Linked DNA regions of Homo sapiens: region 2 is linked to region 1. A link is an interaction called in ENCODE POLR2A ChIA-PET data of the cell type or tissue named here. Cell type or tissue: IMR-90. All regions are shown on one strand. Links, peaks and the distances in the headings refer to the core of each region. The heading gives the core; the rest is flanking DNA.

The links. Peaks named below come from ENCODE experiments on the same cell type or tissue, not always from the same donor. Only the 100,000 strongest peaks of a DNase experiment are listed, where the experiment ranks them.
Region 2: POLR2A ChIA-PET joins it to region 1 with 8 read pairs; 11 of 35 experiments call an interaction of 5 or more read pairs at or near these places.

What each region holds. Positions count from the first base shown.
Region 1 is chr7:111,754,382-111,758,778 of GRCh38, reverse strand. It overlaps DOCK4 (dedicator of cytokinesis 4), which reads left to right. Exons shown (of 53, transcript NM_001363540.2): 41 at 1-155; 42 at 3,178-3,264. It overlaps LOC124901727 (a long non-coding RNA gene), which reads right to left and starts at 1,805. Exons shown (of 2, transcript XR_007060479.1): 1 at 1,767-1,805; 2 at 517-1,531. It overlaps LOC124901726 (a long non-coding RNA gene), which reads right to left and starts at 35. Exons shown (of 2, transcript XR_007060478.1): 1 at 1-35. RefSeq lists an enhancer at 1-861. In IMR-90, for the core only: no CTCF peak of the experiment used is centred there; a DNase peak (open chromatin) is centred at 1,738; H3K4me3 peaks cover 259 bases; H3K27ac peaks cover 411 bases.
Region 2 is chr7:112,454,743-112,459,139 of GRCh38, reverse strand. IFRD1 (interferon related developmental regulator 1) reads right to left here. Exons shown (of 12, transcript NM_001550.4): 2 at 3,273-3,377; 3 at 3,054-3,138; 4 at 2,102-2,226; 5 at 122-279. Among named protein-coding and RNA genes, the nearest start is that of IFRD1, 6.5 kb to the right of the region's middle. In IMR-90, for the core only: no CTCF peak of the experiment used is centred there; no DNase peak of the experiment used is centred there.

The DNA of each region.
Region 1 (4,397 bases), core at 220-4,219:
ATGCTGTGACTCCCATTCCAGAGAGCCAGGAGGTCCTGCAGAGAGAGGGTGTTCCGGACAACATCAAAAGCTTCTATAAAGTGAATCACATCTGGAAATTCCGCTATGACCGACCATTTCACAAAGGCACAAAAGATAAAGAGAATGAATTCAAGGTACCATGCAATTCTTATTACATGCTAACTCCTCAGATAGACTGCGAGCCCCTTGGGGCACAGCCCTTGGTAAATATTTACTCAGAATAGTGTCAAGTGACAGAAACAGAAGGGACTATATAAATCATTTAGTCTAGTGGTTCTGCAGCTCCACGTGCATCAGAGTGACATGGAGTGCTCCCTAACCAAGCAGATTTCTGGTGCCCAGCTCAGGAATTCTGACTCAGTTGGTCTGGGAGGAGGTCCTAAAATCAGCTTTTTTGTAACAATTCTAATGCTGGTGGTTCTTAGACCAGTCTTTGAGAACTCCTGGCTGAAGTCAGTCCTCTTATTCATTTATGTTGAACCAATTGTGGGAATCTTGGGATGTTTATTTTCACGTAAAGTTCAATGAATAAAGAATACATAATGAACAGAGAAAAGGAGTTCCTGAAGACAGAGAACAGTTGGGTAGACTGCTGGTACGTTGGGTAAGTTATGTGCCATCTTTGCTGCTTGTTCTTGTTAGAACAGTGTGTAATTAGAACTTCTCAGGACTCCGAGTAAAAGCAAATTTTGGATTCTTTGTGTGTGTTGAGTTCTCTGCTCTCAGTAGTTCCAACACGCCTTCCTACTTCAGCACCCTCAGCCAGAATGGGACAAGGTTTCTCATAGCCCCACTGCAGAAAAGAGGCAAGATTGTTCAGTAGAGTCTGCCCCTTTCTTTGCAAACAATGACATAGTGACACCCCCCCCAGTTAGTATTTCATATCTAAACAAAGAATGCAAAATTAGCTTATTTTTGTGAGTTAATTGGCTTAGCATTTTTCATCACAGATGTTCCCTGCTTAAGCTAGGAAATGTGCTCCTAACACGATTGTCTCATGTTAACTCACTTGGTCAGCTCTGCCGGTGTCAGTTCCCAGTACTCCCCGAAGTATTTCCAGGGATCATTCACAACCGAGAGGAGATCAGAAGGGGAAGGTTTTGCAGAGTTATGACAGGATTGAATAAAGAGCAGTCCCTTGTGCCCAGAGATTTGATGGGCTAAATATCAAGGCAAGGAGGCCACTGGAAAACAACAATGGGATAGTATTAAAAAGATCCATGATCATGTTCTTGTTTTTTCTGGAAACTTATTCTTTGTGCCTTCCAAAATCAATTAAAGAAGATATAGCTAGTTGATGATATAGTTCTTCTTGCAGTTGCTTTTAGTGAAATCATAGTCAGAAATCACTGAAATCAGGCAATTGACTTGTTCAAAGTCACCTTCTAGTTACCGGTAGCTCCAGTCCTAGAACTCACATTTTCTGCCTCCTTCTCCATTGTTTTTTCCACCGTACTACATTTCGTTGTGGCTGTCACTTTAAATCTGTATCAGTGGCGCAGCAATCTCCCTAAAAAATAATAATAATAAATCTGGCTCCTGATTCCTCTGCTTTATAGCCCTCAGAATCTGGCTCCAAACTGCCCTCCAGAAGCCTCATCTCCACCACAACCCACTCACCCCTCCTCCCTCTCAGCCTCCGCGACACTCAGCTTCTCTCTTCCTCTCCCGCCAAGCCCTTTCGCAAGCCGCTCCTCCTGCCAGCGCTGCTACCCCCACTCTCCTCCTGGCAAACTCCTACTCACTCCTCAGAATGCAGCTCACGCGTCACCCCCTCTGAGAACTGCTGTCCTCCTCCCGCAGGCTGGCGTGTGTGCCTGCATCCCCCTCTGTTGGCCCCCAAAGCCTTGAACATCCCTTTCTCTTCACTCTGAGCTCTTATTCATCTGCTTACCTCCCTGTCACCACCAGAACACTGCGAGCTCTTGTCACAAGATCTCTGCCCTATTCATCTCAGCACAGCTTGGCTGGCTCAAAGAAACTCTTCCATTTTTTTTTTTGTTGTGGTTTGAGTAAATGGCACTATTTCAGGAATTTTGTAAAGTGTATTATCCTCTTGGGAATACACTTGGTTTAAGTAAGAAAGATGAGGCGTAGATACTAAAACCTGGTTGACAAAAAAGAAACGTGTCATCAACAGCAGCTCATACCAAAGGCAGCATGGTTTCACATGTCCTGGGGTTGCTCGTCCCGGCCAGAGGAAGCCCTGGCTCTAAAATACAGATTTGCCTCTATTAACAGCAGTTCAAACAAGCACAAGAAAATGTGGCACAGTAGATTTAGCAACTGACAAGGAGTCAGAGGTCCTAGTGGGTAGGTTCTAATGCTGGCTCTATCGGTAGTGTAGCTTTTGAGCAAGTCACATTGCTGCTTTAAGACCTAGTGTCTTCAAAAAAAAATAATTTTTTTGAGAAGGAGTCTCGCCCTGTCGCCCAGGCTGGAGTGCAGTGGGGCGATCTCGGCTTACTGCAAGCTCCACCTCCCAAGTTCACGCCATTCTTCTGCCTCAGCCTCCCAAGTAGCTGGGACTACAGGTGCCCGCCACCATGCCCGGCTAATTTTTTTGTATTTTTAGCAGAGACGCGGTTTCACCATATTATCCAGGATGGTCTTGATCTCCTGACCTCATGATCTGCCTGCCTTGGCCTCCCAAAGTGCTGGGATTACAGGCGTGAGCCACCGTGCCCGGCTGTGTCCTCATCCTTAACATAGATCATGCTGTGTGGTTCCTAAAGCCTTTGCTTCCCTTAGGACTCTGTTGTTCTAATTCTACGTTGACAGGCTGATACATTGACTGGCTGACCCTTCTGGATATAAGTGGTTAGATGTTAAGGAGTGAAGAGAGTTTGAATTAGAATCTTGGAGAAGTAGCAAAGAAAATAACATGATAGCCTATTTTTGTATTTTTAAGCTTGCTGTTTGAAGTAGGAGCTCATTTATTCCACATGGAAAAAAGTTTGATGACATACAGTGGAATTGTTAAAATCAGCTTCAGCAATCTCTCACTGTGATAGTTTCATGAGTGCTTGAATGAAGACTAAAGAAAGGCTGACAGGAATAAGCAAAGCCTGGTAACAGTGACCGACAAACACTAGTCATGGAAGTAGCTAGAAAGAAGGGCAACTTGGGAGACTTAATGTGTTTTGTGTTTTGTAGAGTCTCTGGGTGGAGAGAACGTCATTATACTTGGTGCAGAGTTTGCCTGGCATCTCTCGCTGGTTTGAAGTGGAAAAGCGTGAAGTGGTAAGGATCAGAGCTTGTTCTCAAGCACTTTCTCATCACAGTTGTTCACTTGGAGTTGTGCCGTATATTCATTACTTCTCCTTCGACCCAGATTCTCTGGAAGCACTCATAGTAAAATAGTGAATGTTTATGGTCTTGACCGCTATTACCAAGGCTGAGAAGGTGAATATTAATATTATCCTAATGTGTCCAGATGGAGGGATTCCTTGAAAACAACTCAATTTGCTACATGTAAAAAAACTATTCAGGCCCTTGAGTTAGAAGACTTGGAATTCCAGCTCTCCTAATTACTATAGCTGTGTGACCTTCAGTGCTTAGTGTATCATACCAGTGCTAATACTACCTGCTTTATCTTATTTAATCATCATATCAAAGCTATGAGGTATATATTCTTATTCCTGTTTTTGCAATTTTTGACAAGAGGTCAAAAGCCTTTGCCAAAGATCACATAGCAAGATGTTGAAGAGAGACTCCAACCCAGATATTTCTGATTCCAAAGCCAATTATATTACTCTCTTCTAGCAGTAGGTTTCTTACAGGCTGAAGGAGGCTAATGTCAAGTCTCTGCACAGTGCCCGATGCACAGTAAGTCCGTGTTGTTACAGTTCCCAGTAGAAAGGATGGCAGCGTATTAGTCTCACTGAGCAGTCCTGGGTGGAGCACCCACTGTAGATCAGTGGGTGCCACTGTAGAACCTGGTAACCACAGCTCCCAAGAACCCTCCGGTTGTAAAATGTGACCCCAGCTCCAGGCCCCAGTTGTGGACAGCAGGGAGAGCAGCAGCTGAAGGCAGCCACATCCAGGGTGGGACCCCACCCAGCTGTCTGTGCTGTTCTTCCAGCGACAGCACCTCGATGTCAGCCATAGCCCTGCAGTCTCACAGCCTCCCTTGCTACATCCATTATAGCCATTTATTAACTTTATTTCACTTAGTGTGAATGTTCATTTGTTTCACTGCAGAAATAATAATGTGTTTGTTTTTGAGCCTGGGTCTCACCCTTTCATTGCCATAGTTCTCTGATAGGAAGTGTGCCAATTGTGCAAATATAATGTAATTCATACCTTATTTAGGTCACAAGCCTATTCTGTCAATCCAGAAGAAAGAACAGCTCCTGACCAAATTGTTTTTCAAG
Region 2 (4,397 bases), core at 297-4,296, 700 kb before region 1:
TGGACTTACAAGATCCTCTCTCTTGCCTCAGCCTCTTGAGTAGCTGGTACAGTACTATAGGCGCACCACGTCTGGGTGTCATGAATAGACAGATCTATAAATGTAAATATCTTATACTTACAGTTTGCCTAGCCTGCATACTAGCTGACCCATCACAAATGATTTTCTTTAGGATTGGTCCAAGAGTTTTCAAAATCTCTTCACTTTCAATTCCAGGGCCCAGCTGAATACAAAGAACAGATGCTAACGCTGCAGCTGCACGTTGCTCATCACTCTTACCTATAAAAGCAGCCAAGATGCAATCACGATAGTCTTTTCAGTAGACTAACTTACTAAGACAGTTATTTCCCAAATTTGATCAATGACAAAATAGCATTTACCATTTTTGAAACCCCATGCTCCAGGCTTTGATGTAAGTTACAAACTTAGGCTAAAGAGCTCAAACTATAGAAACAGACCTCACTCAAATCCTAGATCCCACTTATTAGCCAAATGATCATCGATTAGTTACTCTTATTCTCTAAATAGAATTCCTCATCTGTAAAATGGAGATTAGTATCTATCTTAAGGGATTATTTTAACAGTTCAACTAAATGTGTTTCAAGCCAATTTCTATCTTCAAACTCCTTAATGTACTCATATAAACAGTGCTCAAATTGCCCTTGAATTAATCTCCTAAGCATTTCGGATGTACACAGTCCATTAGGTAAACCTTCAGGGTTTCCCTACCAACATTTTTAAAAATAAATACGGGATTAAAAATAACTCTTTAAAACCGTAAAAAATACATTTATTAACTTTATTTATTTTTTTTTTTTTTTGAGACAGGGTCTCACTCTGTCGCCCAAGCTGGAATGCAGTGGTACAAAAAATACATTTATATAAAGGTACATATAAATTAACTCTTGAGAACTGTATACACCACAAGTGTGGGGCAAATACTGAGCTTAAATTATTACCTGATAAATTAAAAATGTAAAAAATACGCAAACTAAAATGGAATTTTTAAAGGTCATCTAGTCCAACAACCATTATAGCATATAGTTTGAATGTAAAACACCTTTAATAGCGCCATTGTGTTATCTTTAAAAAGTTGGGTCTGCTATCAACTATACCAATAACAAGATATATCAGCTTAGACCCACCTCAGTTTTCCTAGGCCTTTCTTTATTCTATTCAATGGAAGAGTGAATTTGATCAAAGGTTTCACTTACAACAAAATTTTTACTCTCAGGTAAAATGAGAAAAATAAGGATATAAAGCTTATTAGTTCATTCAATTTTTTAAAAGTGCATTTCTACATTTTTGGTGCTATAATATTTTGCTAATAAAATAATGATAGTGGAGGATAATTATTTTCATAATGTTCTTACTTGGCTGAATAAGTTGGCAGACACCAAATCTCGTTTTGTTTTGTTTGTTATAATAGAAACCAAGTATCGCTTTGTTGCCCAGGTGGTCTCCAACTCCTGGCTTCCAGCAATCCTCCCACCTCGGTCTCCCAAAGTGCCACAATTACAGATGTGAACCACCATGCCGAGTCACAAGTCTTTTTAAATTTGGTGGTTCCTAAATCTAGTAAGCCTACTAACACTGGACTTTAAGGTCTGATAAAATTATCTTTAAGATTTCTCTTTGGTCTTAAAAGTTCTATCACTGTAACAATTTGAATTCCAGAATTTCTATTACAAAGTTCTAGAATTCAAGTATTCCAAGGGATATCCTGAAAATGATGTAATTTACAGGTACAATCAATGTTTTATATAAGTGCAAGGGAAAATGAGCTAGATGTCTGACACACACTTTCAAGCTTTTCTGGTATAACAAGAGAATGACCATCACCTCTTCTGATACAAAAAAGGTTGATGACAATCTACCCTAATCCTTCTTAGTTTCAAGCTATTTTTTTTTGGTTTACGTAATACAAAAACAAAGTTCTAACAAGTCTCATTTTGAGCCATAACAAGATGGTGCACTCCTTGACTATTAGAAAATTTTAAGAGTGGGCCAGTGTTCCAGTGCTATTACTAAATGTTACTGAAAAGAAGATAACACACTCCTTATTAGTTGTACGTCTGTGACTCAAAAATAAGGGCATTACCTTTTTTCAGGCAGCGTTCAATGCTATCAGTTAAAGTCATTCTCCTTTCCAGAATAAATTCATACAGCATTTTTGAAGCCAGTGCATTTTTAATACCTTCAAGAGCTGCTTGCCTTGTCTTCGCACTATTTAACACCCAATGTAAGAGAAAGAAGATCCAGTTGGAGTATACAATAAATAACTTTTTAAAATCTTATTTCCTTCTAAACTTTACCTATGTATAGATTTTTTAAATCTAATTCTCATCAAGCTCTAACCATTTGTCAATAATATAATTTAATTTCCATCTATGACTCACCTTGTTACACAAAACACTTAAGGCTGCTTTATATCATGGCATTTTTCTTAGTTTGATAGCCACAACTTTAAATGCTTACATAATATTTTATCGTTTCAATGTACAAGTATAGTTTTAATGTATTGTTTTCCTATATTACATATTTAAGTAAATTTACACTTTTTTTAAAACTATAAAAGTCTAGAATTGCATCTTCAGGGCTTTTTAATTCTATTAAGGTCAGTTCTGAAGCTATAGTGAAAAGAAACAATCTAGCTTTGACATTTTTTCATATCATAACATTAGTGGACAAGCAGCTTAAAGCAAGGTTTCGTTATCATTTCTAGTTGAAGATTAACTTTTAATTCAACAAATTCATTTCTATTATAATCAAATACAGCTATGTATGTGCTATTATGCTAGAATAATGACTAATCTGACTCAATCTAAATTCTAATGGCATGTTACTACCCACATTAAAGTCCAACGGAATAAGAAACATCCAAAGTAAACAAATTAACCTTTAGGAAAAATATATTGCTATTATCTGAGAGCTGCACAAATTATATACATGTAAGGTAACTGATTAGAATCACACAGAATAATCATTTCTCTTAGCTTTTGACTAAGATCAAGCATAGACTCACACAGAATGGAGTTTCCAGTATTGCCTACCTCTTATCCAGGGTTAGGTCAATTAATCCCTTCAACTTGTACTCTAGGTCTTCTTGAGTTCCTTCCTCATCAAGGACTTCTGGTCCTAAGAAATAATATAAAACAGCCATCGTAATTTAAAAGAAAAAAAACAGGGAATAATAGTATACTTTAGCTACAAGAATTCCTCCACCTGAAACATTTTATCTAAAGTTGCAAATTTAAATTTAAAACTCATACCATCTTCAGCAAAACTGGAAGGATCGCTATAACCACTGCAATGGCTCATTGTTTCAATTGATGCATCTTCATCACTAAAAGGCTGAACATTTCGATGCTGGCCACCTATTAGGTAAAAGAGGAAAGAGGTAAATTATTTTATTGCCATATACCTAAATATTTAACTTTGGAATTTTTAAGTTTACTTAAAGAGAAATCCAGTAATAAAACCACAGACTCATTTTATAAAAAGAGATTTTATCACAAGTGAACATACTTAAATATTCTTAAACTAAGTTCACCTAATTACGTATTTCAAAGGACCAATGATACATCAACTATACGCATCAGTCCTCTAACAAGAGGCATTCTTTTTTTTGTTTTGTTTTGTTTTTTTTGTTTTTTTGAGACAGAGCCTCCCTGTCGCCCTGGCTGCAGTGCAGTGGCACAATCTTGGCTCACTGTAACCTCCACCTCCTGGGTTCGAGCAATTCTCCTGCCTCGGCCTCCTGAGTAGCTGGGATTACAGGCGCACACCACCACGCCTGACAAATTTTTTGTGTATTTTTAGTAGAGACAGGGTTTCACCATGTTGGTCAGGCTGGTCTCGAACTCCTGACCTCGTGATCCACCCACTTCGGCCTCCCAAAGTGCTGAGATTACAGGTGTGAGCCACTGAGCCCAGCCGACGCACTCATTTTTTTATGACACAAAAACTGATACAAAGGTGGGCGCGGTGGCTCCCGCCTGTAATCCTAGCACTTTGGGAGGCTGAGGCGGACAGATCACTTGAGGTCAGGAATTTGAGACCTGCCTGGCCAACATGGTGAAACCCCGTCTCTACTAATACAAAAATTAGCCCGGTGTAGTGGTGCGTGCCTATAGTCCCAGCTACTCGGGAGGCTGAGGCAGAAGAATCGCTTGAGCCTCGGAGGCAGACGTTGCAGTGAGCCAAGATGGTGCCACTGCACTCCAGCCTGGGCGACAGACCAAGACCTTGTCTCAAAAAAAAAAAAAAAAAAAAAAAAAAACTGATATGAAGATGAAATAATTATTTCTAGACCATGATTTCAAATCATGAAGACAATGAAAACAGATCCAGAAATAGTGTTGTATCATAGATAATCATAAGAATAAGACAAATAT